2 separate regions of the Mus musculus genome follow, and region 2 is linked to region 1. The links are chromatin loops, found by intact Hi-C in ENCODE. Cell type or tissue: gastrocnemius. All regions are shown on one strand. Links, peaks and the distances in the headings refer to the core of each region. The heading gives the core; the rest is flanking DNA. Region 1 holds the start of Disp2 (dispatched RND tramsporter family member 2). Region 2 overlaps Ivd (isovaleryl coenzyme A dehydrogenase).

Region 1 (15,778 bases), core at 1-8,000:
GATCTGCACTAGAAAGGGAAGCTGAGCTAGCAGCACCCCTAAACTCACACCCCTCGGAGCAGGAGTTTTAGACACAGGAGCTTATTGAAAGAACAGTCCTTAGGGGACCCTTGGAGTTGGATCACCAAGCTCCCTCCTGTCTGATCTGCTTGATCTTCTGAAGCCCAGCTCAAACCCATCCCTCTCCACGAGATCTTCCCGGTCACCTATTGCTGGGCACCTGAGCTCGGCAGTAACCCTGACCCACTAATGCCTGCTTCCCAGCAGGAGGCCAGTTCTCCGTTCCATGTCTCTCTCCCTTACAACACCCTTTCCAATGCAGGTGTTCAGTAAACTTGCAGATGGTGCCTGGTGTCTTGAGCTGTGTCACATGAGTGCTTTGGGTGGAGAAAGCTAATGGCCCTGAAGCAGGCAGTTGGTCAGGAGGAGACAGGGAGCCATAGTGGCAGGATGAGTCAGGAGAGCACTCTGCCACTGATCAGTGACACCGTCAAGCAACCTTACTGGGAGGCCTAGTCTTCAGAAACTGAGGACCTGATACCTAGACTTCAGGGTCCTGGACAACTCCACAAGAGCAACTTTGTGTTCTTGTCTTAACTAGATTCTGTTCACATTCTTCTGTCCCTTCGTACCTCTTCTGGCAAAGCCTGTCTGTACTCCTCAGCCATGAAAGAGGCACATCCTTGAAGCCTAAGCTTCAGCTCGGCTGCCTGTGACCCGGTAGGCCCATGGCTAGTAGGCATCTCAGAGAGTTTCAGAGCGGGGAAACTCAAAGGAAATGAGGAACTCTCCGGTCTACTCAGACTACAACTCTTTCTGGAGGTGGAGGCCCCAAGGGGAGGGAGGGCTCACAAAGAGAGGCTCAAGCAAAGAGACTGGGTAACTGCCAGAAGCAAAGGACCAAGACAGCCAGGGGCCCAGGGCCCTGAAGCTCACACTCAGGAGGAGACAGGGAGCTATAGTGGCAGCATGAGTCAGGAGAGAATCCTGCTGCTACCCAGTGACATGACTTTGGGGGACAATCAATCAACCATTCTCAGTGTCTTGACCAACTGCAGGCCACTGTGGAGTAACTTTGCAAAGGTCCAAGAAGACTGGCAGGTGTGGCAATGGTAAGGGGTAACTACTGCTCACTTACAGGGGAACATTCTGGAGTCAGCGTCCTATGGGGGAATCTTGGAATTTAGGGATACTCCAAAGCCGACCTTCCTGTCTCCTGCTTCTCTCTTGTCATCCACCTCTGTCCTGCTTTTGGAGAGCTTCTAGTCACACTGGTGAGTGTGAGCAGAACAGGACAGTGCAGGACAGAGGCCCGTGTTCACTTCCAGCCCAGAGAAGCTTCCCAAGAACTGAAGTGTCCCGATTAAGAGCCAATGAGAAGGGATGAGATTCAATAGGCTGTGGAGGTTCTTAAGGGTTTTTCTAGTCAGTGAGATACTCCAACTGGATCCCAAAGATGGAGTACCTTAGCGTCACTGAACTTCTTGTCACCCGGGAGACAGCTGATCAGCCTCCCCAATACCTGGAACTGCACATCTGGCCTCCCTCCTTTCCAGAGTAGGGGTCCTTGTTGGCACTGTGGGGACAGATGAGTCCTTAGTTGGTCACAGGGAGAGCCTGGTATTACCTTGCAAGGCCCTCCCACTGAATCCTCCAGATGCAGGGGTAAGTAGCAAAGAGATCAAGGCTAGAACATCTGGCAGGGTTTAGAATCCATACTTGGAGGGTAAGACATCATGTCAATAGGGAGAAATACCTTCAGGCTCTAGGCTAGTGTGGCATCTGCCTTATCTTCACCAACAGGGTTGTGGACCCTGGTCTGGCCTTCCTTGGCCTCTCTCAGCTGCTGTAGCCAGAGGTGTAGGTGCTGGGCCTACGGAGCCAAACATCTGGGAGATCTGGCTGACTGTTGGGAAGCATCACAGGGCTGATATCGCCTGGCCCTCCACGGCCCTTCCAGGATAAGCTGCTGTGGTGAGAATTGGGCATGTTTGGGTCATAGATGGTCTCCTTCAGTGCTAGCCAGAGGGTGTCGCGCTTCCCATTCAGCTGGCCCCGCTCAAGTATGGGGTGTCCAGTGCCATTCATGACTTCTGGGGAGGTACCCACAGAATCTGGCACACGGACACTATGCTCAGAGGCACAGGTGTCATCTGAGACGCTGAGTCCCTCCAGGGTGCTGGCTGAGGAGCACAGGCCATCGGGGAGCTCTTCCACTTTGGACTTAGGGCAGTGGGCAGGGCCTTCTGGCAGTGCCTGCAGGGGCTCAGTTTTCTGTCCCTGGGAATCTTGCCTGATCCAGGTTTGGGGGGTGGGGCCAGCCTGCTTATATGGAGAGGAGGTCTGCAGGGCTGGACACTGGCTGAAGACTGTCTGGTGGTCTAGGAGCAGATCCCTTGGGGAGACAGGGGCTTGGGCATGCTGGAGGCAGCAGCTGCCATCATGTATCTGCAGGTCTTCAGAGAGTATGGAAGGCCGATGGGAAAGCTTGCTGGTGGCTGTGCTGGTGTCGAAGCTGGGACTCCGGCGCCGTGCCAGGGGCTGCAACTCATAGTGTTCGGAGAATCCTGGTGGCCCCGCTCGCCCCTTCTCGTCAGGATCCTCAGTCCCGGCATCCCACGGCAGATGGGCGCAGGGCCAGAGGATCTGGCCACAGTTCTTTTCTGGCCCGAAGAAACAGCACAGGGACTGAAAGAAGAAGCTGGCAAAGCCACAGCCAAGGAACTTGACCATCATGACGATGATGCCCAGCTTCCGATAGAGCAGTATAGTGGAAGGCAGCATGATCACACCAGAGGCAAACAACACTCCAGTCGTCATCGCCGTGGCCCGGCTGATCTGACGTAAAGAGAAGGCCACACGGCTCAGGCGGTCCGGGTGTGGGCACAAGTGATAGGAGATGCAGTAGTTAATGGTTAAGTCTACAGAGAGGCCCACAGAGGCAGAGAGAAAGAGAGCTTCGGCAGTGTTGAGTTGCCACTCAAGAAGAACCAGCAAGCCCACCGTGAGCAGTACGGTGCCAGCCACAGCTGCCACAGAGAACAGACTGAGGGGGACATTCCAGGTGCTCAGCAGCAGTGTGGCAAAGGCTAGTGCCAGGGCCAGACCAAGCACGACAGCTGGCTCTGTGCTTAGACTATGCTGCAAGCTGTACAGCTCCAAGTTGCTGGTGAACCAACCCTGGTTGAGGCCAGGAGGTGCCTTGCTCATCTCGGTTGACAACCAGCGGCTGATTTCAGTGTAGAAGTGGTGGACCGGGCCGTACTCTGTACTGTAGGGTAAGTTGGTCTGGAACTTTAGAACTAGAGCTGCCAGGTTGCCATGAGTATCGAAGCGGAGTCCCAGGTCACGTGTGCCATCAGGACTTTGCTCCAGAGCCATCATCTTGAGACAGTGCAGGTAAAGCTGGGGGGCCCAGGGGAATTCTGATTGTCCGCAGCATAGATCAGGACCCAGGCGGCCACAGCTAGGGCTCTCCATCCACTGCTGTAAGGCTTCCACTAAACACAGCGTAGGCCAGCCCTCTGGCTGATCTCCAAAGAAGCTCTGATTCTGGGCTCCATGGCAGAGAGCCAGGAGCCACTCCTGGGCCTCCGGGCTGCTAGGCGAGAAGTCAGGATCACTTACCACTGAGCTGTTGGTGCGAGGGTCCAGGGGATCACTAGTGTCCACTGGCAGGATTCCCCACACCAGAACCACTGGCAAGTTGCCGCCCTCGTTTGGAGGCAGATCCTCGAACAGGAACTGCTGGCGATACTCTGCGTCAAAGCGTTCAAAGGGATGGCTAGAACGGAAGAACTGGCCTCCAAGTGGCAATAGAATGGGCAGTTGCAGGCGAGGGCTGACGCCGCCGATGTAGGCGCCCCCTGCCGCCAACGCCGCGAACCAGCAGATCCAGATGTACCGAAACTTAATGACACCACAGGGCAGCAGGCGCTGGAAAAGCAGGCGCGAGAGGATGGAAATAATCTTGCGAAAAATACGGATCCGTCTGTGCAACGCCAGCAACAGCCTCAGGGGGTCGCTGCCACCCCTCTGGCCGTGCGCTTGGGCCACACAGCCGTGAGCCAAGTAGCGCTCATGGAGCACCACGGTGGCGGGAAGCCAGAGCAGTGTGAGCCCCATGTGCACTAGTACAGCAGTGCCCATGAAAAGAGCAAAGCAACGCACTGCGGGCAGGCGGCTCAGGTAGCTGCCGTAGAAGGCTGCGCTGGTGGTGAGGCCTGAGACCAGGAGCAGGTAGCCAAAGTGGTGCATGGTACGGCCTACACGGTGTGGCATGCCCCCGGAAGGCACCTGACCCCTGCTGAGGCGCCACATATCCAAGAAGATGAGCGTGTAATTGACACAGACACCACTAAGCAGAAGGAGAGCCGCTAGATTGACAAAGGGGAAGTAGGCCATGCGGAATGCCACATGGTAAAGAAAGTAGGCCACCATTAGGGAGCCCAGCACCCCTAGAAGTGACATGAACGTGATGAAGAGTGAGCGCAGGTAGAGGGACATGCCAAAGAAGATGACAACCAGGGCTATCAAGGGATACATGGTGTCTTCGGCTAGGTAATACTTCAGCAGTCTGGGCTTGAGGCCCAAGTCCATGCCACTGATAGATGTGTAGTTGTCAGAGACTTTAATTGGGTCACCTAGGCCGTCCAGGTAGATGTCTAGAAGAGAGGAGGTCTTTATAATGGGCAGGAAGAGCAGGGCAAACTTGAGGGAGGGCACCTGGTAATCCGCAGTCTGGGGACTCAGAAAGTCTCTGTCTAGCAGGTAGTGCAGGAATTCATAGACCACGTTGCTTCCGGTACACTTGGCAGGAACTTGGGCACAAAACGGGGGTTTGTCCTGGCTAGACCCCACACAAGCAGGCACCAGGACACCACGATGGTAGAAGGTGGCACAGAACCGTAGCAGGGCCAATGTGCGGTCTGTATCGGCTTGGGTAGTGTCTTGGCAGGAGGAGCGGTTAGACAGCACGGCCAGATAGTTGCCCAAGGACCAGCTGGGGCAGCACTCATTGGCTGCTGATCGCTGGCACAGAGCCCCAAAACTGATGTGAGAGCGGATCTGTAGGGCACACAGGAGTGGGGGAGTGAAGCTCAGAGGGAAATCCAGGGGCCCAGGTTACCTTAACCCTGTCTTGAGCTCTCTCACCTCTTGTCATGCTGAAGGGCAGAGAGCAAGTATTTTGACTACCCAAAGGAAATACTTTGTCTCAAAGCTGTCTTTGCACCTCACCTAGCTTCTAGTAACTCTATCTTGGCTTTATCAAAGGCAAGCCTGGGGAGGTTTCCCCAGACCTTTCCCAGAGGCTACCAGAAGGGCTCCTGCAGCCCCTCCCTGCCAGCTTTGCAACTTCCTAAGTCAGGAATGGGAATAGATGTGACAAGCCACATATAGGGCAAGGTCAAGAGACCAGGGAGCTGGAAGCAAGCAGTAGAAGACATTCCAGGGTCAGGGTCGTGGAGAACCCCCAGCCCTTCTTTCCCTGGGTTACTGAAGGCCTCTTAAGGCCAGAACTTCCTCTTGCCACCGTGTGCCTCCTTTCCTTTTTAACCCCGCTGTCCCCATCACAACAGCTGGTGTGGGGCAAAGCTCCCACCTGGGAGTCAGATGCCCCACTCTGCCATTAACCACATGTCTAGTTGACAGCGACACTGATACTATACACTTATCAAGTCATTCCTAGTGCCAGAATTATGTCAGATTCTTCCAAATTCAATCTCATTTCACAGTCACTTTCCCTATAAAGGGCATACTATTGTCCCTATTTCATATTTACAGGGCTGAGGATGTAGCTCAGTAATAGAGCATGTACTTAGTCCATTCAAGTATCTAAGTTTGATCCCCAGCACACACACACAAAAAACAAAAAACAAAAAAACAAAAAACAAAAAACAAAAAACAAAAACAAAAACAAAGAAAACCAACCAACCAACCAAACAAACAAACAAAAAACAACACATATGGGGCAGTGAGAGATTAAGAAGTTACATACCAAATGAACCCTGAGCTGGCCTTGAACTCAGGCATTTGAGGGCAGAACACATATTCTTAACCAGTGTCTTCTGATGCTCTGGACATTGTGATGTGACACAAGGGACTTGGTGTATAGAGCTATAGAGCACTTTGCATTACTGGTTTTAGCAGCAAACACTTCCACAGATGCCTCTGTATATGGTTCTCCAGCAGCATAACTGAATTGCCACTGCTTGGATTGACAAGGCTGCAGTCTTGAAGCCTAGAGTCTCTACTTCCCGGGGCCAGCGTCTCTTCCACACACATTTTAGATCTCTTTTCAAACCTTTTGAAACTCCTTATGCTCTGCTTGAGTTCTCGTTGCCACAGGAGGTTGGAGCTTCTACAGTTAGCCTACTTTCCTTTGCCCTGGCCCAACCCAGAGCCTCCAGCAGAATTGGAATAGTTTTCTAAGCAGGAAGAGCTCTCCTCAGTCCACCTTGGCAGTCCTGGCTAAGCAGTATCCCACGGGAACTGGGTCCTTCATGTCCTCAGTTCCCACCCATACCCTGGCATGTCCCCAGCCAGCTCACCTGCTCCTGTTCTATGCGACACATGGAATGGATGGCTTGCAGGTTCCACAGGCTTCCCCCAGAGGTGGACACAAACACCAGCTTTGCATGGCTCTTCTCTGCAACACAACCCCCACACAGCTCAGCCCTTTGACCCAAGAACCTGGGCCCTCTAAAGGAGAAGATTCTCATTCTGGGCCACCTGAAGCCTTGATCCCCAGCAGTCGGAAGTCTATACCTTGTGCCTAGTCTTGCCTGCGTTCATTCTTGCCTGCACCTGACTGGAGGACTTGAGACCGATTTTATTACTCCATCTTCCTTGGCTTGGATATGGCTGGTGGCCATTTTCTTTTCCAATCTGCCTATTATTAACTCTGGACCTGCTCATCCTACAGGGTGTGGACCCCCCCCTCCCCACTGAAGTCAGGACTGGCCACCATGCAGCTTACCAGGGCGGCCACAAAAGAAGTTCTCTTCTTCTTTGACTTCCACAGGCCCCACCATCCTCTTGGTCCGGACCACACTTTCCTCGGCCCTGCCCCAGGCTGCAGGGCTCAGGGTGCTGAGGAGGCTTGAGCTGAGGTAGAGAGAAGAGTTTTCCCAAGGTACTGTTCAGGATGGTGGACTCTCAAGAAATGGAAGGAGCACCAGCCAGCTCTCCCATGTCTTTGGAGAAGTCACCTGGTGTCCTTTCCTGGACTTCTTCCTCCCTTTGCTACTCTCAGTGGGAAGATGGGGGACATATTACCTGTTCATCTCAGGGTCTGGGGAAAGAGAAAGCAGATTCTTGGGGCCAGTGAGGGCCTGCATGGCTTTCCAAACTTCTAACCTTCGGCCTATCTCTGTGTCTCGAGGCTCAAAACCCTGCAGGAAAAAGAGCAGAGAAGAACAAGTATGCAGGAGTAGTGGGGGGCAAAGGAAAACTACCCTCCTTCTGCACCCTTCCCAGCTGTACCCCTTTGGTTCCCTCCTACCTGGATTGTAGATATATGATTTCTGTACCATCCCTATCTCTCTTTGGTGATCCAGAACTCACCAACACCACCTTATACCCCTCCCCCTCAAGATAGATCAACTGTCTGCCCTAGACTGAGCTGTAAGGTTAAGTGTAGGGATCTCTTTCCCTCCTGTGGCCTCTCACCAGTAAAGGCTCAGAAAAGTCAAGTGGTGGGCTTCCCAACAGCCCAGCTAGGGTACAGAGGAAGATGAAGGCCAGACACCCCACGATCACAGCCACTGGCCAATCAGCAATCATATGAGAATAGCTGGAAAAGAGGGAGAAAGCATGCCTGAGTTGGTGTTGGGTATGGTAGTAAGGGTGGTGAGCTGGGGTAGCAGAGAAGAAAATTTATGGAGTGGGTACCAGCCTAGCCACTCCTGGGAGCACAGAGAAAGACTGGCCCTACCTCTTCGGCATCCGGAAAGTGCGTTCCTGCCTGTAGAAGATAAGAAGAGACGTTTACCATAGTCTTCTGGTGTGTGGGGGGGGGGTTGGGGAGAAAGACTGAGTACATATTGGGTTAGGAAGGGAAGGGGTGCAAGACAGAGGACAAGGCATAGAGGAAGTTGGTACTAATTTTTAGAGTTGCCCACCCCCAAGTTCCAGTTTTTGTTTTTGTTGTTTGTTTGTTTGTTTCCTGCTCCATCCAAGCTGCCACCTCCATCCGAGGCAGGAGCCATCCAAGTCACTTACTAAGAAAGGAAATGGAGGCTTCAGTGTCTGCTGTACCTTTTAATGGCTTTTCCAGCCCCCTCCTTACCTGACACTGACCACATGGCGCTGCACAGAAGGTTGCTTCCAGACCCCATCATGCTGAGAGGTGTCTATGGAGGTGCTGAGGTTGGAGACATGGGCACATAGAGATGCTTGGTCTCCTAATCCTAATAATGAACTTCCTTCTTGATAGTCTTGAGGCGCTCGAGGAAAGGCAAAATGACCAGCCGTTAACGGACTCGTCGGGTCTATAGCCTGGAGCGTGGACACGGTTGGTGGTGGTACCGGAGCACCGGTTGGGTCTTCAAGGGGACAGGTGTGGAGGGAGCAGCTTCTCTCTGGGCTTGCCTCAGGAGCCATGGCTTTGGTCTAGGACCTGGGAGAAGACAGGCAGGAAAGATAGGGGTAGTGGGTTATCTGCATCCCAGAATTATTCAGTAAGCGAGACAAGGAGATAGGAACCTAGGGGTGGTGGTTTTTCTTTTTTCCTTTTTTAGTTCTTCCGACAGATGAGGAGGGTGAGAGCTCAAGTCATGCATGCCAAGGTCCACATTCGCCCAAACAGTATTCATTCTTAAAGCATAACTGGCACTGCTTGATAGTAAATGTATCTCTACATGCATGGTCTTATTTACTGCCGACAAAACCAAGAAGAATTTTCTTGCTTCACAGGCTTGAAAACAGATTCAATGAGAGGTAAAGATTAGAACAAAGTCCAAGGTCTTCTGAACTTGTAGACCGTGCACTTCCTAACTAGTTGCCTGTTTATATATTCCCCACCCCATGTAGCGCTGGTTTTCCTGAAAATCATTAGGTAGACCCTGTTGCTCTTGAACTCAGAGAGATCTGCCTGCCTCTGCCTTCCTTACAGGCATGCACCACCATGCTCAGCTTTTCTACACTCTTGACAGACATCCTTTGAGCATCTGCAAAGGGTCCCTCGTTACTCTTTCTAAAGCAGTCACCGGCATCCTCTCTGTTTCATCGCCCTACTGGATTTTTCTTCGTGTATTTGCCGCAACTAGTTATCAGATTAGAGACACGCCCCACTTCTCAGGTGTGCTGTGGAAGCCGGGAAGGCAGAAACTGATGTGTAGAAAGGTTCATCTCTACATCCTCAGTGCCTTGAGCATCTTACTGACACAGAAGGTGGCCAGGGATGTCCATTAAGTGAACGGTGTTAGACTGGCTGGTAAAAGTGGCATTGTGTTAAATAAGACTCAGTACATAGCCCTGGGAATTCATGGTAGTTGGGAGATGTAGACAGCCCAACATGTTGGATTCTATCAGAAAGAAGTTCAGATGGCCCAATTTTAGTTGGAAAACTCAGTAAACAGGATTGCTGCTTTTTCAACAGTCCTGGCATGGGTCATGAACAAAGCACAGGTTTGCTTTGTTGGGGTGTATGACAGGAAGGAGTCAGTGATAGTCCCCAAATTAATCATCAAGACAACACTGTGTGCATGTTTAGTTCCTCTCTTTAGCTCCATGGGAAGGGAGAGCTTTACTTCTGGGGTAGGATTGCCAGTCTTAAGACAGGAAAGAGTTGACAACAGAGCAGACTGCCTGGAGATGATGGGGGTTCTCAGAGAAGTTCAGGGCCGAATGATTTGGCGAAGTCTCCTTTCCTTTAAATTGCTTGGCTTACCCAGCCCAGCAGTTTACCTGACTCCCATGGGAGATTCAGGTGTATGCCACACTGACTCTGATATCCAGGCCTACCTGGTGCCCTGCCAGATGTGTCATGAGCCAGAGCCCTGGCCACAGTGGCAGATGGTCATTGCCTGTGGTGGTTGAATGGCTAAGTTCTTCCCAGAAACCATGACAAGAAGGTGGAAATAATGGGTGGACTCTGCCTATTTCCCTCCCCTGTCAGAAGAGTGGCTGTATCAACAGTTTAAGACAGAACAAGCCTCACATTGAAGGGGGGGGCGCGATGGAGGTAGGCTCCAGGCTCTCTCATCTTTTGACTCCGGGCCCTCAGAGAAGACAATGGTTGGAGCATTCTCTTTTGAGCTCTCGGTTTTGATATAGCACACATGACATTCCTGAAATAGAACTTGGCATGTGGAGGACACGTTTGCTTTCCTACTCTTTCTCAAGTTCAGGACCACAGGGAGTGTGTTCTCTTAAGCAGCGTATTTTGCATGGGTAACGTGACCCTTTTAGGTACTCAGGTAATATCCCCATTTCATAATGTCTGCATTTGAAATCTGATGTCACGACTGAGGTCATGCATATTTATTTGTACTAACTTAACATTTAGAAATATATTGATTTTTTTTTCGAGACAGGGTTTCTCTGAATAGCCCTGGCTGTCCTGGAACTCACTCTGTAGACCAGGCTGGCCCTTGAACTCAGAAATCCGCCTGCCTCTGCCTCCCAAGTGCTGGGATTAAAGGCGTGTGCCACCATGCCCGGCAAAATATATTGATTTGACCAAAGACATTCTAAAGCAAGACCTCAGACAACTCCATAAAGCTGATGACATAAGCAGCCAGGCGCTAAGCCCTTGGAGGCCAATCCCTTTGGGCCAAAGAGAAACTGGATAACTGCCTGGGTCATGGGTATGTATGAGATCATTTGTTAATTTATTCACTTACTGAGACCGGAGCTCACTGTGTAACCAAGGCTGGCCTTAGCCTCCTCAGTGCGCAGTGTACAGGTGCATACCACCATGCCGGGTGTTAACATTTACTAGAGTTTTTACCTATAGTTTTTTCCTATTTTATTTGTCCATTTATTTATTTGTATATTCTATGTGCTCAGTACAGTAGTCAGCCTACGTTGGGTTTTGAGGTTTGAATATGGCCAGCGTCAGCAACTGTTTCTTGAGAACAAAGCTGGCTTTCTGTGTCTTACCCTCTTGAAGAAGGCTTTCTACCCACCAGATTGATGAATTAATAAAAAAGGGGAAAACCATTTGCTTCCACCTGTGGGGCTTTCTCTTCCCTTTGAGGAACACAACAGACATTTCAAATCAGTTAATCTAGACAGTGTGTCAGTCTCTGCTTTTTTGCCTCTGAAGGTCTTTAACTTCACCTTCGCCTGCTTGCCTCCCTGTCTGTCACGTGACTCCCCTTCCCCCACCTTGCTTGGGTGCCTGCTTGCATGCACACTGGTTTAGATTATATCATGGTTCATAACCTCGCCTCTCTGCACTATGCCAGCCGTTATATCATTATTTCACAAGAGCCTGTAAGCCTCTAGCCTGGCTGCTGTAGAGCTTGGCCTTTGTTTTAATCTCCCCAGTTTGTTTGTTTGCTTGTTTAATTTTTAGCACTGTGCCTGACCTGGGTTGGGTCTCAACGTGACCAGCATCAGCTCTGTCTCCCTCTTAGGGGACAGCCTGCCTCCTAGAGCTTAAGACAGTCAGGTAGCCAGGGTAGAGGTGAGGGGCCTGTTCCAGCAGCCTACGACCTTAGAGCACTGAGCACAGGACATATTTTTAAGAACCCGGCCCCAGCTGAGCGTGGTGGCACATGCCTTTAATCCCAGCACTTGGAAGGCAGAGGCAGGCGAATTTCTGAGTTTGAGGCCAGCCTGGTCTACAAAGTGAGTTCCAGGACAGCCAAAACTATACAGAGAAACCCTGTCTTGAAAAACCAAAAATAAAAAAAATAAAAAAGAACCAGGCCCCAACTTGGTGTGTCAGTCTCATTTGTAATAGAAGTTAGCCACAGAGCATACTGCTGGAAAATGGAGTACTCTCTTTCCCAAACTCCTTCTGTTGAAAGGGACCTAGTCTCCATCATTGGTTTGCTTCCACTTAGGTCTCTATGGTTCCAGCTTCCTCCCTGTAAACATTTCAGTTCCTCTACAGGGATCAAAGATCAACTGATCTTAAGCTTATCTGTCTTCACGCTGCAGGATGTTACGCCACTGTAGAAAATCTGTGCCTGACTGTGGTAGGGTTGAACCTTTGTCTCAGTCTTCCCAAGGAAATGAGCCAGCTCTCTAATTAGGATGAGTAACTTCCTGGGCTGCCTGTCTGCACCGGCCAAATAGGGGGTGGAGGGTAGTGGGGAGTGGGGTAGAAAGTGATGAATCTGGCCCCAGGCACATAGCCCCAATGCAGGCGCTCCAGAAGGGACAACTCTGTATGAAATAATCTTTCCCTGAACTCAGAGACTCATCTGGATGTCACTGTGGTCCCACAGAGTGACCAGGACAGATGAGGGGAGCTGTTCATACTATTAAGAAAGGCAATGGTCATTTTAAAAGTACAAATAATTAACTATTCAAACATCTCTGAAGCCAATGACTTTATAAATTACTGTAGAACTGAAAGTTGTGCCTGGAGATAGAGTACTTGGAGGCCAGCCTAGGCAAACAAGATCTCTGTCTCTGTCTCTGTCTCTCTGTCTCTCTTTCTATCCACCCCTTTTGCTTTTGATATATAGCCCAGGTTGGCCTCAAAGTCATGGCACTCCCCTCCTTAGCCTCCCAAACTGAGATTGCATATCGGGATGGCCTTGAACTCTATGCTTCTGCTTCCCAAGTGAGTTCTGGGGTTAATTTGCTACCACGCTTGAATTTTTTTTTTTTTAAAGACAGATACTCTCTCTGTAGGCTAGGTGAAGATGCAGAGGCGGGGCCAAAAGGAAGGGTCTTGGGAGGCCAAGGAAAGGGAGAAAGCAAGGTCTATGTAGTTTAGAGTAGCGTTGAACTTGTGATCTTCCTGTTCAGCCACCTGAGGGCTGGCATCACAATTGCATGTTACCTTGAGGGTGGAAATGAGGATGTAATGTTCTTTGTACACATAAGGCTCAAGTTTCATCTCTAGAACTGGGAGGAAAGGACTGCAGTGTGTGTGTGTGTGTGTGTGTGTGTGGTGTGTGTGTGTGTGTGTTTGTGTGTATGTGTGTGTCTGTGTGATGTGAGTTTGTTGTGTAGTGTGTTTGTGTGTGTCTGTGTGATAATTTTGTGGTGTAGTGTGTCTGTGTGTGTCTATCTCTGTGTGTGTGTGATGTGTATAGTATGTACTTTTTATGGTATAACTATCCCCAGGGTGGTGCTTGATTCAACAGGAGCATATTTGTGTTTCTTCTCTTGAGTTGAACAAAATTGTTATGCCTGTGTAGTATCCACGGTCTCTGGGGAACTTCAGAGATCAGCAGGGGTTCCAGAGGACTGCTGGAAGAGAACAAGTAGTTCCCATGCCTGGGAGAAATGAAGAGACCAGACAGGACTGTTCCTTGGCAAGATGTGCCAGACAGCCAATGATGCTGTAGCCCCTTGTACAGATGCTCCTGGTCCTGGGCCCTGCCCTGATTTGTCACTGTTCCCTCCCTCCCTCCTCTCCCCCCCCTTTTTTCTGCAGTGCTTGGGGATGGAGCCTAAGGCTTTGCCAATGCTAGAAAAAAATGCTTTATCACTGAGCTGCAACCCCTACCCCCAGCCCCAGTCCCACCTTCTTTTGGTCAGGTTGTGGCTCCAAGCAGAGTCCCTGGCCTGTGCTCTGGTCTGGAGAATATACCCATACTGTGATTTGCCCTCTTGAATAAGATTTTATCTCTCTCAGGGTAATAATTTAATAAAAGAGGGAGAAAACATTTGCTTCCACCTGTGGGGCTTTCTCCTGCTTCTGAGAAACAGAATGTACAATTTAAATCCGATAATCTGAGATAAGGTGTCTGCAACTGCCTTTTGCCTCTTAAAAATGCCTTTTATTTCAGTCCAGGCAGGAAAGAGATGAAGTGTCATGTCTGAAGAGAGATTCTGGGGGCGGCAGAGTCAGGCAGGACACACAAATGGCGCCATATTGCTACCTGGCCAGACTGTTCCACCACACGTCTGATGAAGTCAGAAAAATGAAGGGTACCCAGTTCTGGGAATGGGCGCTCAGTGGGAAGGTGGTTTTTTTTTTTCTCTTCCACCCCCCCCCCCAGGCTCCTTCAGCGGTCATGGCTTCAGTCTAGTTTTTGCCATACACGGAGGCTAAAGCCAGTGTGTACACAAGCAGGAGGCCATGCAGGGAAAACAAACAACGATTTGCTGGGCAGCAGAGCAACCGATGGCAGTGGGCAGACAAGGAACTGATGGTGATGGACAGACAGTCAGCCCGTGGTGTAGATCCCAAATGTCGCCTTCTCTCCCTAGGATACCTGCTTTGGCCAGCCTTTTTTCCCCCCGTTGTACATGCACACCCCTTTGCTCACTGACATGCAGACCGACATAGCTGCGGTCCTGAGGCCTTTTGCAAAGACGCAGAGGCAAGGCCTCAGGGAGTTGGGGAAGCTCTAGAAGCTAAGGAAATGGACATCTGCGGCCTTAGGGGAAAGGAGAGAACAGTGGGTGGGGCAGGTCCCCCAGGAGGTGAAAGCAACGAGAACTGGTATTATCAAGTGTCGATGAGAGAGGATGAACTAGCCAGGCAAAATGAAGGTGTACAATCATACTCGCCTCGGGAAAAGGCTTTCAGAAGAGAGCTGGGGAATGGATGAGGTGATATGTGGCGGCGGCTATTTAGGATACCTGATGCAGGCTTACTGAGAAGATCTTCCAGCAGGATCTACGGAGGGGTTCTTCCTACTTGTTCCGGCAGCTGCCTTCTGGGGCTAATGTATTCCCCTCAGGCCGCTGCTTGCGGTTCAGAAACTGGCAAAGAGAAGATCGCTGCAGCAGCTGGGGCTGCTACCACCGTCCATGCCCGTGGGCGGCGCCGCTGTCCGGGCTCTGGTGCTGAAGCAGCGGCAGCGGTGGGATCTTGCGCATGCGTCAGCTCCAGAGGCCAGTCGCTGGGCGGGGCCGAAGAGAAATCCGCCAATGGACAGAGGGCAGGAAGGATGGAGGGGAGACAGGGACACGAGCTGCGGCAGAGCCGCAGCATGGGGGGCTGGGGGTTCGTTGTCACGAAGGTTGTAGGCTGCAGTACAGGCCTCTCTACCCTGACCAGCTCTCATCATTGTCCTTAGTAATATGGCCAGACCGTCCCTCCTGGACGCCTTGTACTTTTTACAAGAAACTAAAAAGGAACAACCCGGGTAAAATCCTCCCAACTTGAACCCCAGGCATCCACACTTTGTAACGCAGGGAAGCAGAGAGGTTGGGTCTCATAAATACCCTTATTTCTCTAGGCTTCTCTCAGTGTTCTGTCCTCCCGAGGGAGAGATGGGTATCTGCTCGAGTTGGGTCACTCCTCCCATTTTGGACCTGGCTCTGAGCCTGCGGCCTCTTCCTACATTAAAGCCTCTTCTCGAATCTTTTAAGTGCGCAACAAGGGATAGGGGGAGTGAGAGGAGGAGGGATGCCCAGCCCCTTTCATGCAGTTACCACCACTCTCCACCTACAGAGAGACCTGATAGCCACCCACTTCGGAGCACTTGCCAGCCCCGACGAGGGACTAGCTGTGAAGGAATTGAGGTGTTGGTCGGAAGGGCAGGCCTGGCTAGAGAACTGTAGTTGAATTATAGTGAATACCAGAAGTAGGAGAAGCCTCAGTGTAGAGGAGTCCTTGGTAGATTTGGTTAGGCAAAAGAAAAAACAAAAAACAAAAAACAAAAAACAAAAAAACAAAAACAAAACAAAAACA
Region 2 (15,778 bases), core at 3,732-11,731, 91 kb before region 1:
CACAGAGCTGTGTACCCTGGGCATCCTGGCCTCAGTTGCTTTCCAGTGAGGGCTTTTTCCCCTTTTTCCTCTCTGGGGCAGGCAAACCTCGGGGAGGGAAGGTATTGAGATGCTATGGAGTCCCTAAACACCAGACCGTTTCTCGTCCTTCTCCAGCCTCAGTGGACCACAGTCCAACTTCTGTCCAGAGGCACTGGAGGGGAAGGTGGGGGAGGGAGAGAGGTGCTGAGACAGGCTAGGATTTGCTGAGTTATGTTCTAAGTGGCAATTCTTTATCCTGAACTAGCCAGCTGGGGCCTTGCAAAGAGTCAGGATTGGGGAGCAGACCTCAGCCACCTTAGTTAAGCAGGGCGTGGTGGTGCACAATTTAATCCCAGCACTTGGGAGGCAGAGGCAGGTGGATTTCTGAGTTCGAGGCCAGCCTGGTCTACAAACTGATTTCCAGGACAGCCAGGGCTATACAGAGAAACCCTGTCTTGAAAAACCAACCAACCAACCAACCAACAACAACAACAACAAAACCTACAGTCGTATAAAGTTGACTTATGTCCAGTCTCGGCAACCTTGCAATGACCCCAACCTCTACCCTTCCACTCTTGGCCAGGACACTGCATGCTGACTTTGGAGCAGTGGCCTCTCTGTGCTGGCTTCTTGCCCGCTCAAAATTCTTCCATTTTAAAATTCCTTTCACTCCTCTCCCTTCCCTTTCTCACTTTTCTCTTATTTCATTTTATTTTTCACAGAGCCAGGGATCAGCTGAACCCAGGGCCTCAAGCAGGCTAGGCAGGCATTTTATCACTGAATTACACTCCCGCCCCGAACCTCACAGCGAATTTCATTAAACTTTTCTTCAACAACTAACAGAACCCATTGAATACCTGATCTTGTTTAGCTTGCCAGCATCAGCCACAACCCAAGTCGGACTGAGAGAATTTGCTACTCCATTCCTGTAAATAGAACAAGCCCTTGAGGGTGGGGCAAGGTGCCCAGGCTGTTCTGAAACACTGCACTTTGCAGAGGCTGCCCCTGGGGAGCTCAGGCAGATGCATAAGGTGGCTCGCCAGGCAGGCCAGGCAGGCGCTCCCCCTTCCCCACCCCCCCACCCCATCCTGAGCTTATCTCTCACTGGCAGCTGCGTGTTCACGCTCCTTGCTTCTGCTCCTGCAGCGTGTCTGACAGACTCTCCGTGTGTGTAGCGGTATGCATGTCCGTGTGTGTGCTCACCCATGTCTGCTCCAGACAGGCACAAGGCGTGCTTGGATGGATCTGGTGGTGTGCCCTTCTCTGTCAACATGAGCGTAGACCAGGTCCTCTGCAGTCCTGCATCTGCTATACTTGCAGTCTCCGAGGAGGGAGCATGCTCCTTTCTGAGCCTGGAATAGCTTTCTTCTTTTCAAGAAAATCCCCCACTTACCCATCCAACCTTTCTCTCCCCCTGGGTAAGCTGACGAGCTGGGGCTGACTGGCAGAGGACATGGGGACACCACTGTCCTTCCCAGGTTGGTCTGGGCGGACTCGTCATTATCCGCACGCCCGTGACCCAGGGTGTGGCGCTTAGTAGTTGTTCAGAAAGCTTTGCTGAACGTGTGGGTTATGGACTTGACCAGGAACGCAGCTATGCACATTCATAAATACACGGAGTTGACCGTGGTCTGGCATGCTTGCCACCTCTGTTTTGAGTCATTTCTCGTGGCACTGTTTTAAGAATATTATAGACATGCCACTTTCCTTTAAAACTTTAAATGACATCTTCATTCTGTACCTGTGCTGCACATGTGTTTGTGGGCACGCATGCTCTGCTCTGTGTATGTGGAGGTTGGTGGAAAACTTTCGAATGTTGGTGTCCTCAGACCGTGTGGGTCTCAGGGTTTGAACTTAGGTTGTCAGGGAGGGCAGGCAGCAGTTGGGCTGTCTCACCCGTCTCACTCGACCCCAGACCACAACTGTGGAAGAGAAGCTCTGAATTCCCTTTTCAGGCTAGTTATATGTGTACCCTACCACAAAGCAATTCCCTCTGTGAGGACGTACCTAGAGGACCCGAGGAGACACGCTCGCACCAGGAGGAGCATCCCTCAGCAGTTGCAAACTAGAAATGCCCAAATGCCCATCGGGGTAGACTGGACATTACATCACACAATTTCTACATGAGGGAAAATGTGCGCTAGACAAGAAAATGTTGAGCAGGTTATAGTTCTGTTCATGAGTCTGGAAGGAAAACCAGCAGTGGGATACAGCCATGAGCCATAGAAGCAATGTGCATGCGCACAAGCACACATATACACCCACACACACCACACACACTATATAAGTCCAACTATAAAAAGTTAAAAACCTAGCATGTTGTGTAGAATGTTGTGTAGAGATACACAGACGGGTAAGAAGCCACCTGAGAAAAAAAAAAAAAAAGAAAAATGTACACCCATGGGAGGCTTAAGCAAGAGTCCAGCCTGAGCCTAGAGTTCAAGGATAACCTAGGCAGCATAGTGAGAGTGTCTCAAAGCAGCAAGTAGACAAACAAACATATAATTACTGAGGGCTGGTGGTGTAGCTTGGTGGCTGAGTCCTTGCCTGGTAAGACCAAGGCCCTGGATTCCACCCCAACACAATAAAATGAAGTGAAATGCAATGCAATAAAATAAAATGGTCAGGGGCTCATTTGGACTCATTTACAAAACAAAAATCGTGGTCTTGTTATGTAGCCCAGGCTGGCCCGGAACTGGCAGTCCTGCTTCAGTCCTTCAAATGACGGGGTCACTGGTTAAACCACAGAACTTGCTTCTGCCTCTTATTTTTGACATTGCACGTATGTGCCTGCTTATGTGCACATTTTTACCGTGGAAGGGAAGAGCAGTGTGTGGTCCTCCTCTGCCCCCCTATTTTCTGTCCCCAGTCGGCAGAGGAGGGGCCAAGGTTCCTCTCTGAGTGGGTCAGAGGAAGATTGGGAGTGAGGGCCTCCCTCTGCAGCTGGGCCCTGGCTACTCCCGGGTGGGAAGGGATGGGGAGAGCAGGGTCAGGCGAAGCCGGCTGGCTCCGCTGTTTGTGCCAACTCTGGATTAGGCCAGGGCTCCGGCCCACCTGTTGTTTCCCTCATCCAGCATGAACTTAGCTACTGAGTACCTATTGCAAGCACTGGCCCTGCTGCAGGTTCAGAGAACTGGGAGGGTTTTGTTGTTACTGTAGGTTTTTGTTTGTTTGCTTGCTTGTTTTGTTCTGTCTCACCACAATGCCTTGGCTGGCCCCAAACATGAAATCCTCCTGCCTCGACCTCCTGAATGCTGGGACTATGGACACATGCCATCGATGGTATCTGGCAGGAAATGATTTTTGACCTCTAAAATCTAACAGTATTATAAGGTGACCATAGAACAAATAACCAATGTTGTCAGCAACACATGGGCCAGGCATCACATGACGCTGCTGCTGATGTTCCCACATAGACAAGTGCAATCCCAGAGCTAGCCCTCAAGTTTACAGCCTAAAGGCAGAGAAATGGGTACATCAGATAATAAAACCCACTGTGCAGGATGGGGTGCAGGATGGGGGGCTGCCTCCGGCTGAGTGCTCTAGTTAATCTAACAGCAACCAGCATCCAAGAAATACTTGGGAGAAATGAGGCTAGCCTCTCTCCCTGAGAGTGGGCAGGCGTACTCGAACTGCCGAGCAGTTCTAGAATTCTAGAACAGCAGAAGCTGTGGCCTGGAGCTGTCCCTTGTTGGAGGAAACAGGTGGCAGGCATGAAGAAGAGAATGCCCACCTTGCCCTTGAACGTGTCGTGCGCCCTTGGATGTTCATGTGCCAAGGTGGGAGGAAGGGGAGTGGGCTGTGGGTGAGGTGGGGAGAGAGGAGAAGAAAGGCTGGAGAGTTCTTCTGGAGGGAGCCTGCAGTGAGGCTTTAGGGGAGGGCACAGCACAGAGCTGGAAGGACTTCCTGGATGGAGAAACCAGCTGGGGCAAAGGCCCAGGCCAGAGTAAGGCAGGGAAGACTGCGTACAACCACAGCTGCTGTGCTCAGCAGCGGAGAGGGGAGTTGCAGAAAGAGTCAAGATAGACCCAAATTGTGTTTGCTTTGCTAATCCTTAGGTCCCCCTCCCCCAAGACAAGGTCTCCAGAGCCCTGTGTGACCTGGAGCTCTCTCTAGACTAAGCTAGCCTTCGAATTCACAGAGACCTGCCTACCTTGCTTCCCAAGTGCTGAGGTTAAAGGCACGCAGCACCATGCTTCCTTATTAACACTGGGTCTAGTGTGTTGCTCAGGTAGCCTCAAGTTCCTGGCCCCAAGTGATCCTCCTGCTTCAGTCTCCAAAGCATCTGGGACAAAGGAGCTCTACTGAGATGTTAGGTCTTTATTTGGGGGGCACTTTCCCAGTCCTTTTACTTAGGTAGCCCAGGCTTGCCTTGAACTGGATATATAGCTCAGGCTGGCCTCAACGTCACTGTAATCCTTTCCTTCAGGCTCCTGAGTGCTTGGGTATACAAGATGCCTACTATGCCCAGTGTAACCTTTGTATTGACCTTAAATGTGCTGGGATGCATGGTTGGCTCCATCAGAGGAGGCTCCATTGTTCTCTCTGGCTCAGGGTGGAGGTGCAGTTCAGCGACCTGGACTGGAAGAAGGGAGGCAAGTTGGATTGGTGTGGAGAAGTCGAATTCTGAATGGCTCTTGGTTAGAGGAAGTAGGTAGAGCACAGTAGGGGAGAGCCCCCACCTTGCATAGTGTGGCTCTGAGTTCCTCCACTGTGGAGTGGAATATAGGCAGAAGAAGAGGCTGGTATGTGCTCCTGCCCTGTCCCCCCCCACACCCCCCATCTATCTGGGGGCTTGTCTAAATGCCTGTTGGATAGTGAAAAAAATATGAGCATATAACAAGATTGTCATAAATGACAATTATGCACATTAAAACAGTATCCTTAGGAGGACCTACAATCGAACCAATCAATCAATAGAGCACTTAGAAGCATGAATAGCCAAAAAGGAACTCCTTACAGATTCAAAAGAAGTTTTGTCCTGGGGGAATGGTACAGGGGGAAGGAGGGGACAGGCTTTCCTCTTCAATAAACTTTTAAAAACTTACATTGTTTTGGAGGGTGGGGAGACGGCTCCCCCGGGTTAGGGGCATTTGTTCATTGAGAGGCCCTTGAATGGGTTTCCCCGCTGCCCACAAGGCAACTCATAACATCGTTCTAGGGAATCCAGCTCCTCTTCTGGTCTCTGCGGGTATCAGACTAACAAGCAGAACACATATACACACGCAAGAAAAATACTCATACACATAAAATAAGTTTTGGAAAAAAAATTACAGTTTTTTAAACTCTGACCATAATTTTTAAAAGAATACCACACTCATCTTTGCTGTTTATGGTCTCCCTGTTTTTGTTTGGCCTTCTTGTATGAGATGGTGGTGATAGTGGATAGTGATCTTTCAATGTTCTCATTTAGTAAAATACAAATTCTGGGGAAATTTCAGTCTTGGAAACCGTGCATCCAGAGCACGAGTGGGAAACTGGAGCGTCCAGAAAGTCACCGCGCCTGCGAGTCCGCGGATGGCCGGTAGGGGTCAGGCGAGCTCCACGCAGCGCTGACTGAGCGGGTCCCGGGAGTCCTCGCTGCAATCGGCCGCCCGCAGAGCTTTAAGGCAGGAGTCTTAAGAAGTGAGAGCACTTTAGATCCGCCATAAGCAGATAACCGATGGCCATGCGGATTCCAGCCCCCACCAGGGCACGCTGTGTGCTAGACGCTCTCTCCACTCTGTGTGCTGTTGCTTTACTCCGGCTCGGGCCCCACCCAGCCTCCCGGGCGTCAGAGCGTGGCTGGCTCACCCGTCGTTCCTAGGTTTGAGCAACTCACCCAGCAGGGCTTTGCATCCTTAAGCAATCTTGCCTTGAGCACTCAGTTGGTTGCAAAGGTCAGGGAAGGAGTGGATGTGTGAAGTGAAGCAATATTACAAGGGACTACCACTGGGATGTGGGGCTAAGACTCTGGTCCCTGGGGAGAAACTCTCTCCAGGCCCAAGTTGGATTATCAGCGGGGTGGGTGGGGGTTGGGAACCAAAACCAAACCAACTCAACCAAACAAAAACCCCCATATAGCTGCCTTAGCCCAGTGTCACTCCCTAGGGAGCCCAGGTGTTTGTCACTAGATTCTGATAAGGCACAAGACCTGGCTACACTTAACACTTCTCATTAGCAGCGTCCCACCCCCACTATTCCCATCCACTTTTCAGACATAGTTTTTATTTTGTCTTTTATTTAAAAACATTTCTTGTGTGTCACATTAAAAAAAAATTCAGAAAAACAATCACATTCTTCCTTTCAGTTGCTATAGCTGGATACAAACAGATTGGGTAATTATAGCTCATGGTTCCAGAGGCTGACTATCAAAAGCATGGCGCTCCCAACTCCAGTGTTCTTCTCTTGCCTGATAACATGGTAGGAGACCTGACACGACAGAGCAGGCACACTAGTTTAAGATTCCCTTTTATAAAGCCACTAAAGTCATTACTACCTAAACCATTAACAAATGGCTGGGACTGAGGTTTTTAACAGGTGAACTTCTGGGGCACACTCTCGTTGGTAGGGTTCCTATGGCATGACTGGGTGACATGTTGCCTTCTGATAACTTATGGAGGTCAGAGGGCAACTCTCCATCCCCCATATGGGTTCTTGGACTCCAACCCAGGTTGTCTGGCTTGGTGACAATCTTGCAGGCGTGCAGGTCCTCTGCCTCATTTTGATCATCTTCTGTGGGTTGTTCCAGGGATCTTCCTCAGCTGGTCAGTGTATCTACTGCATTCATGAACCCCCTCTTAAGATGGGACGGGTGTGGGGTTGCTAAGGTGCTGACTCCACCTGTCTCAGACCTCAGCACTCCACCTAGGCTAAGACTGTTGGGCTGGGAGCCAGGAAAAACAGTCTTTATTTTTGGGAACTCACATGAATGTGGTAATCCACGGCCTGGGCGCTATTTGTGACGGCCCAAGGTTGGGAGGCCCAAGGTTGGGATGTCCCTGTTGCTAGCCCATTAGGATCCTAGCTCCAATTCTGACCTTGAAAAAGTCAAGTATTAAAAGAACAAAACAACCTTGCAGAGTTTGAGCTGGGTGTGGTGGTTGCACGTGCCTTTAATCTCAGAACTAGGGAGGCAGAGGAGGATCTTTGAGTCCAAGGCCAGCCTGGGCTATATAGCTAGACAAATGAAACAAAACTCAGATATGCCAGCTGTGGTGGTTCATGTATATAATTTTGGCAGTCAGGAGGCAGAGGCAGGAGGATTCTGAGTTACAGTTAGACTCTGAATCAAAAGCAACCCCCCCCCAAAAAAAAAACTCTCAAAATCCTCCAGAAACTTAAGACTCTCCTCCTGTCTTCCCACACTTGACACCCCCCCCCCATTTTCTCCCCCTTTCCTTTAAGAAAAAGCACAGGGTGTTGCCTGTAATCCCAGCACTCAAGAGATAGGGGCAGATCTACTGTTCAGGGTCTTAGTTCAAAGCTAGTCTCGGCTACAGGGAGACTAAAATAAAACCATGGAGAAGTTGGTAGGGCAAGGAGCTGACTCAGTGGTGCAGTGCCTGCCTAGCACAGCCTAGGTACAATTTCACACACAACAAGAAGAAAAGTCACCAGGAGATCTGGGTCTGAGACTTCCTATTCTGGCCTCCTATCCCATTCCCAAAGGGCAAACTGAAGGGCAGGCCGCTTCAAGGACATTCTCTGGATGCAGACAGGACCATAGCAAGTGGCTTGTTTCTCCTGCAGAACACGGCTTTGGGCGCAGAAGGGTTTACCTTGCAGTATATTTAATACAAAATGGCAACAGACATTGTGCAGTTGTAATAAAATTAGCCACAGGGTGTCTAGAGAAATATACAGAGGCAACAAGGCTGGAGGGGAGCCAGGCAACCTGGGCTGGGCCACAGGACCTGTGTCTGCTGGCCAGTCAGCTGCAGAAGGTCACATGAGCAGGCCCAGTGCTAGCCTGTGACAGAGTGATGCAGACAGACTCAGGTACACGAGGGAGCCGATCTTCTGTGTTGTCTTGCCTGGACTGTGGACTCTGTCCTTCCTGGGTCTGCCATAGGCATTCTGGAGCTGTCTAGCTCTTGGAGAAACAGTTAAGAAGGAGATGGCTTTTGCCTTTTCCTCAAGAAATGAGACCACAAGTATCTGACAACTGAAAGGGGTAATGCCTCTGTTACCCTTGAACAGAAAGGGCACCCTGCCAGAGGCTTGCCCAAGAAAAGGAGTCGGGTACCTGTCAGATGCTACCTGGAGGGTCAGGTCATCACATTCAGATGTAGAAAGCAATGGCACAGACACTGCCACCCTCCCCCCAAACCCCCCAAAAAGCCAAAGTCATTTTAGCAGTCATTTTAGGCTTTCCTGCCCGGAACGGCTGGAGAATCCGACTTCACACGGGGCAGAGGGCTGACAGAGAAGGGCAGCTGAGCAGCAGAGCTTCCTTAGACAGGTCAGAGGGCTGCCACATCTCTGCTTCCAAAGAAAGGCCTCTCGGTGCTGGGACCAGGGGGCGATGGGCCGCAGAGGGCTAGCGGAAGTCTGCATTGAAAGCTCGGCCAATGACCAACCGCCTCACTTCACTGGTCCCAGCTCCGATCTCATACAGTTTGGCATCTCGTAGAAAGCGGCCCATGGGGAAGTCATTGATGTAGCCATTTCCACCTGTGAAGCAGATGTGGGAAGAGAGAGGACAGAACTGAAGGCAGGGGGTGATGTGAGGAAGCAAACAGACCCTCCAGGATGGTCAAGGACTGGCTCCTTCCCATATAACCTATGCGCATGCGATGCCCTCCCCGCTCTCCCTCCCAGTCTCTCTGCTAGGGACTGAGTGTGGGCCTCACACACTCTAGGCAAATGCTCTACCACTGAGTTATAACCCCAGTTCATATTTTCAATATCTCTAGGTTATTTTTTATATCTAATACAACATAAGTACCATTTAAACTGTTGTTATATTGGAATGTTTAGGGAATCAGGACAAGAAAAGGGGTCTATGTGCAGTTCAGGTACAGTTTTTCTTTTCTTTTACATTTATTTAATTTGTGTACATGTGTGTGCACACACATGTGCCCTGGCATACATGTAGAGGTCAGAGGACAGTGTGTATGATGTGTCAGTTTTCTCCTTTCACCACGTGGGTCTTGAGGACCAATCTCGGCTGCCAGGCTCAGCAGCCAGCTCCTCAACCCAAGGACCCATCGTGCTGGTCCTTTATTCAGTGTGGCAAAATCCCAAGCTACGGATGTAATTCTCTTCTCTGATCATGTCCTTCCTCCCCCTTCCTTCCTCCTTCCTTCCTTCCCTCCCTTCTCCCCTCCACTCCCCTTCTCTCTCTCCCTCCCTCCCTCCCTCCCTCCCTCCCTCCCTTCCTTCCTTTCTTCCTCCCGGTTCCTTTTTGAGACAGGGTCTGTCATATCCTAGGTTGGCCTACAATTCACTATATAGCCAAAGATGACCTGAACTTCTGACTCTCTCATCTCTAACTTCCCGAGTTCTGGGATTAACTTGTAATCTGGTTAATACAGTGCTGGGCTGTGGGCTTTGTGTATGCTTGGGGATACCACACTGAGCTACTGCCCAGGTTGGCCAAGAAGTTACTATGTAGCCCAGGCTGGTCTCAAGCTCATTGCAATCCTCCTGCTTCAGTTTCCCAGGTGCTGGGATACAGGTATGCACTACCATGCCCAGCCTTTTCTGAATATCTTTGGTCTATTGATTGAACCAATAAGCACCCCCAGATATACAGGCTGTGCCGGAGGGTTGATTAAACAGAAGCAAAGGCATCGAGGGAGCCTGGTTGGGTCAGGAAGGCACAGTAGGGCTGGCCTAGAAAGTTTCCCAGGTGCCCAGGACTCAGACAAAGAAAGAACAAAATCTGGGGCTGGGACTGTAAAGTGTCCACCTAGCACACCCAAAGTTCTGGCTGGATTCAATCTCCTGGATTCAAAGCATTATACAAACAGGTGTGTTTTCAGTACTCAGGAGGTAGAGGCAGAGGATCACAAGTTCTAAGTCATCCTTAGCTATACCATCAACTCAGAGACTCTGCTTTAAAGGAAATACAGGGGGGAAAAAAAGCCCAGGCAGTAGTGGCACACACCGTTAACCCCAGCTCTCCGGGAGGTAAAGGCAGTCAAATTTCTGTGCACTCAAGGCCAGACTGGTCTACAGAGGAGTTCCTTAGGACAGCCAGGGCTACACAGAGAGCTCTGTCCCCACCCCACCCCATCCCTGATTTCAGACTCAAGTGACTGACATGAGCAGGAGAGGTGGGATTCGAACCTAAGCCTGTACCCTTCACCACTGGCCAACAATGAGGCTTCTCTCTCTGGTGACCTTATACCAGGCAGCGAAGGTAAGGACAGCTTGTAGCCTCTTCCCCACCCCTTTTTCGAGACAGGGTTTCTCTGTGTAGCCCTGGCTGTCCTGGAGCTTACTATGTAGACCAGGCTGGCCTCGAACTCAGAGATCCACGTGCCTCTGCCTCCCTAGTGCTAGGACTAAAGGTGTGTGTCATTACTGCCTGGCTACTTTTCTCTTTCATATACACATCTATATGTGCACATGTGTATATATCATATGATATATGCCTGGTATAAGGTCACCAGGAAAGAGAAGCCTTGGGTGGAGCACACATTCATTGTTGGCCAGTGGTGAAGGGTACAGGCTTAGGTTCGAATCCCACTTCTCCTGTTCATGTCAGCCACTGAGTCTGCAATCATTTTATAATATAGATAGATAGATAGATAGATAGATAGATAGATAGATAGATAGATAGATAGATAATGATTTTGCTATAATGATTTTACATATATGGATATTTTGCCAGCATGTTTTGTCAGTGCACCACATTCATGCCTGGTGCTCTCAGAGGACACGAAGAGGGTATTGGTTCCCATAGAACATCAGTGACAGATGGTTGTGAGCTGCCAGGTGGGTGCTGGGAATAGAACCTGGGTCCTCTAGAAGAACAACCAGTGTTCTTAACTACTGAGCTGTGTCTGCAGGCCCTACCCGACCCCCCATTAAAACAATAAATATTCATTTATTACTGACTGCTGTTACAAAAATGTCCCTTTCCTCTTCACAGTGGGCGGATGACTTAAAGGTGCCAGCGTGGGTGTGGCTGGCTTAAACAGGGCGAGGAGTGGAGAGGGAGCCACTCACCTAGACACTGAATGCCGTCCAGGGCTACCTGTGTGGCACACTCGGCTGCATACAGAATCACACCGGCACAGTCCTGTGGAAGGAGGTTCTTTCTGCTCAGCAGTGTCCTGACAAGCACAACGACGCCCATCCCAGGAAATGACCCACCGCCCCACCTCTTCTTCCCAAAGAATCGCCCTCACCTTGGGAATGATGTGGCCCTCGTCACAGGCTTTGGCGACATTGTAGACGTACTGTCGACTTGCCATGAGGCGGGTGTACATGTCGGCCATCTTTCCCTGCATCAGCTGGCACAGGAGGAACCAACGGGTCAACATACTGGGACATTCTAATTACCAAAAGCAGGTCAATGGCAAGGACAAACTGATAGCCACGGATGAGGGACCAGGGTACAAAGAAAAGACGGGACCCGCTTAGGATCACGGAGATGGAAACAGCTCTAGGAGACGAGGCCAAAGAGCTGCCTCTCGAGTGGCTAGCTTCTAGCAGCCTCCTCCAGCCAGAAAGGTGGGAGTATTAAGTCAGCTCCTGTTCTCCTAAGCCCCAGTGTGCTGCATCCTTTACCTTCCAGCCGTACAGTGCTGGGTCCATTCATCCCCAATAGGACGTGATGGCCCTCCAGAGCCAGGCTGGGTGGGAAGGAGCTGTGTTCTATGATCTCAGGCTCATTTTTTTTTAAAGATTTATTTATTTTTATTATATGTAAGTACACTGTAGTTGTCTTCAGACACTCCAGAAGAGGGAGTCAGATCTCATTACAGATGGTTGTGAGCCACCATGTGGTTGCTGGGATTTGAACTCTGGACCTTCAGAAGAGCAGTTGGGTGCTCTTACCCACTGAGCCATCTCGCCAGCCCAAGGCTCATTTTGTAAGAGAAGGACAATAGCTATCCCACAGTGCTCGCTCGACAGCCTCTTCTCCCCAACGGAAAACCTTAACCCAGTGGAAGAAGGCATTTCAGCAACTACTTCGCTTACCTGGAATTGGCCGATCTTCTGGCCAAAGGCCTCCCTCACATGCAAGTAGGGAATGGTGTGGTCCAGGACAGCCTGCATGATCCTGCCAGAAAGGAGGAAGCCTGTGGAGTTGTGTTGTCAAGTGGGGAGTGGGTATGTCAGGGCATCGGGCCCGAGGGTTGAGATGGGAACTGAAATCCCAGAGAAAAGGTAAAGGAGCCTGAGAGACCCCTTGCTCAGCCACAGCACCGCCTGCCCAGCTCCCATGTACCTTTCTCTGAGATCAAGAAGGTGTGGCGGGCAGCGGGCAGTGGGCAGCGGGCAGAGTCTGGGCCTCTGGTTTCACAACCACAGTGACTAAACAGCCCTGGCATCTGTCACCTCATACCATTTCCCTTCTGGGTAAAGAAGTTAAATGTAGGAGGAGATTCTCGAGGACAGAAGTAACTTTCCTGTGTCTTTGCTGCATACCAGGGTGAAGCTGCTAACCTAACGAGGGCTGGAGATCTCAGGTACCCCCCAGCCGCATGCTGGTGACATGTTGTGCTTACCCAGGAGGCCTTCAGCCCCTTTACACTTACCCAAGGGGCCCACCTGCTAGCACCAGGCGCTCTAGGTCCAGCCCGCTCATCAATACGTAGACCCCCTTACTCTCCTGGCTCAGGACGTTAGCGGCTGCAGGGATAAACGCAAGTCAGAGAAGGCTGCTCATAGCCTCTTTACTTGGATAGAAGGTACTATGTCACATAAGGCACAAAAGTGAGTCACTCAACCTTCAACTAGGGTTTCAAGAGAGAGGAAAAGATGAACTTTGCCACTTCCAGGCAGAAGTGGAGCTTTAGGTCACGACCCCCCCCCCCAGCATCCACAACACTACAGAACCCCAAGCTGTTAGATCTTTCCTTTTCCTTTCTTGTCCTGGACCCTAGGATGAGACAGAAGAAAAGCTGACTGGTTTAGAATTCACCCTGCCCCTCTTCGCTTCTTTCTACACCTGATGTCTACTAACATAGAAATCAGAGAACTCGGTGCCTGAGGTCGTCTGTAGGGTCACCTCTCAATGATGCTCGTGAAAGCGCCTTTGTCTCTGAGTTAGGGTGTTGGTGACAGAAGTTACTGAGCACCCACTCCCTCTAATAAGGACTTGGGAGGTGTGGGCAGAACATTGGGTATAGAAACCGGACAGCCTACCTGCTTTCAAGGCTGGTGGGTGGATTTTTTTCCTCTTTACAAAGATGAGTCTGCACGGTCTCCCTTTCTAGAGACCCCCTGTGTACAGCACACTATTTCAGGATGGTTTGTGGCTGATGCACAAAGCAGTCCTAATTGATGGCCAGATCCCCACCCTCGGCTCTCTAACAGTGCTACATGGTGTCACGTTTACAGATATAGCACAGGGAGAAGCTATTCCTGCAAAATCAAATTACCTTTCCTTCATCGAGTCTGGCTTCTGTCAATTTATTCAGATGGGCTTTTAGCATCATTACTGAGTGTAATTCAGAGCGGTAGGGAATGCCCTGCGGTGGGCTGGTGTGTGCACAAGGCCTGGCTCTTGCTGCAGCAGTGTTCCAAGGTGGGGTTTGGGACGTGACTGGATTGTGAAGGCTGACCTGCTCAATGGATTAACCTGATGACGGAGTCATAATTTGATGGCATCAGCGGAGACAACAGAAATGATCAGAGGAAGAACCTCCAAGGAAAACTGGCCTCTGGGGGTGTGTCCGTGAGAGTCTAGAGGGACTCTGGTTTCTTCTATCACTGCTATTTGACCTCCACAAAATAAGCAGTTCTCCCTCGCCACTTTCCCCTCATTCTCTGTCTCACCATAGGTACAGAAGCAATGGTGCCAAAGGGCCATAGGCTTGACACCTGAAACCATGAGTCAAAATAAGTTCTCTGCCTTTAACCTGTTTTCCTCGGGTTATATATGACAAAGAGTCAGGCTAGCACGTGGGCTGTACAGTCAGTGCACAGGAAGTCTGAAGGATGTCAGTAGATGGGGCTAGGCAAGGTGTGGTACCCACAGAAGAACCCCATCATAGGCAGGTAAGCCAACAGCAGCAGGGTCTGTGGCCAGGACAGACAACTGTCCAGCAGCTGGAGGCCCACAGTCCAACTGTGCATCACGGGACAAATGATGGCGGCGAACCTCTGTAAGGGTGTGGTAGTGGGTTTTCCCAACTTGCAAAGGAGTCAGGGCAGGGACTCCCTTATTCCCTGGTCACTTACCAGGAACCTTGCAGTCTTCAAAGACCAGCTCGCAGGTGTTGGAGCCCCTCATACCCAGCTTGTCAAGCTTCTTGGAGGTACTAAAACCAGGCATACCCTTGACAGGAAACCAAAGGAGGCCCTGGTTAGACTTGCCCCACGGGGTGGGTGGGGGGGTGCTAATAAAGGGAAAACCTGATTTATCTACAAATGTGGCATGCTAGCATCTTACTCCCGAGTTCTCGTTCTCCTCTCTCTCTCTCTGTGCAAAACTCCAGTCTTCACACCAAACCAACCTTGTTCCCAACTCCTCTGCCATGCAGCCTGCGTCTTCCTGGTTCTCAGGGGAGCAGTTTTCTCAATGAAACAGTCCCCAGGTCTCCCCACTCTCCCAGGGATATCACTCTGAAGATACTCTCATAACCCATGCCAATCTGCCCTCATTCTTTACCCACCTGTCCCTAAAGGAACCCGGACTCCAACCACCTACATGCTTTGACCTAGATGACTCAGATACACTGTTGCCAAGTGGCCGGGAGACACGCATGTTGCTCTGTTACCTCCTGGCCTTTCCAGTCCCAACCTTAGTTAGCTACCCCCCATCCCTCATGGAGTGTACAGCCAACCTTGGCACTGTGTACTTAAACTCTCTAGTACCCCCCCAGCAGCTGGGCCCCCAAGCCTCAGTGGCACCTGCTTTCTGTCTTCATCGCCATTATAGGCAGATGGCAGGAAGCCAACACCTGCTCTCTAAAGTTATATATTTTAAACTTTTCCAGGGTGGGGCACATGCCTTCAATCCCAGCACTTGGGAGGCAGGGGCAGACGGACCTCTGTTAGGTCAGGGGAAGCCTCGTCTAAATAATGAGTTCTAGGCCAGCCAGGGCTATACAGTGAGACCAAAACAAAACAACAACAACAAATCTTCCTGACTTTCTTTTCTCTATACTGAAAACTTTGCTCTTTCTTACTTTTATTCTTTGAGGCAGAGCCTTGCTTGATAGACAGCCTTGGATCTCACTACAAAGGCCAGGCTAGCCTCAGACTAACCCAGCCTGCCTGTTAAGTGCTGCTCAGACAACAAATACATGTCACCTGTGTGGCTGGATTTGTTTATCACAAAACTAAACCCAAAATGGGACCCTCGAGTTTTAACTCCTGATGTGTCTTGTCTTGTCCTTACTATCAGAGGTTTGCAGGTCTCATTCACATTCCCACCCATGCCTCAGCCTCCCCTGCAGTTCCTGCTCCTGGCTTCTTTTCCATTTTCCTCTTCCTCAACTCTGTGGACAGTTTTACTGTCTTCAAACTTGACCCAGCCTCTCTGGCTACCTTCTTTGGTCCCTGCTTATCCGCTTTGGTCTCTGCTTATCCGCATGCTCCTGGGGGCAGAGCACAGAACACTGATGTTAATCTTAGTTACCTCTGTCAC

Evidence for each region. Peaks named below come from ENCODE experiments on the same cell type or tissue, not always from the same donor. Only the 100,000 strongest peaks of a DNase experiment are listed, where the experiment ranks them.
Region 2: it touches region 1 in a loop (9-fold over the local background); 12 of 42 quality-filtered maps call a loop at or near these places.

Annotation. Positions count from the first base shown.
Region 1 is chr2:118,778,888-118,794,665 of GRCm38, reverse strand. It overlaps Disp2 (dispatched RND tramsporter family member 2), which reads right to left and starts at 14,947. Exons shown (of 8, transcript NM_170593.3): 1 at 14,722-14,947; 2 at 8,291-8,620; 3 at 7,937-7,966; 4 at 7,672-7,795; 5 at 7,279-7,394; 6 at 6,980-7,107; 7 at 6,552-6,649; 8 at 1-5,067. The coding sequence starts at 8,604. The coding sequence ends at 1,840. In gastrocnemius, for the core only: CTCF peaks have their summits at 2,029 and 3,897 (motif pointing left); DNase peaks (open chromatin) are centred at 4,084, 5,011, 5,332, 6,527 and 5 more places; H3K4me3 peaks cover 808 bases; H3K27ac peaks cover 730 bases.
Region 2 is chr2:118,873,351-118,889,128 of GRCm38, reverse strand. Ivd (isovaleryl coenzyme A dehydrogenase) reads right to left here. Exons shown (of 12, transcript NM_019826.4): 7 at 14,368-14,464; 8 at 12,720-12,813; 9 at 12,160-12,241; 10 at 11,364-11,468; 11 at 11,182-11,254; 12 at 6,220-8,676. The coding sequence ends at 8,543. Gm32798 (a long non-coding RNA gene) reads right to left here and starts at 1,378. Exons shown (of 3, transcript XR_374917.3): 1 at 1,225-1,378. In gastrocnemius, for the core only: no CTCF peak of the experiment used is centred there; DNase peaks (open chromatin) are centred at 5,590 and 6,777; H3K4me3 peaks cover 467 bases; H3K27ac peaks cover 375 bases.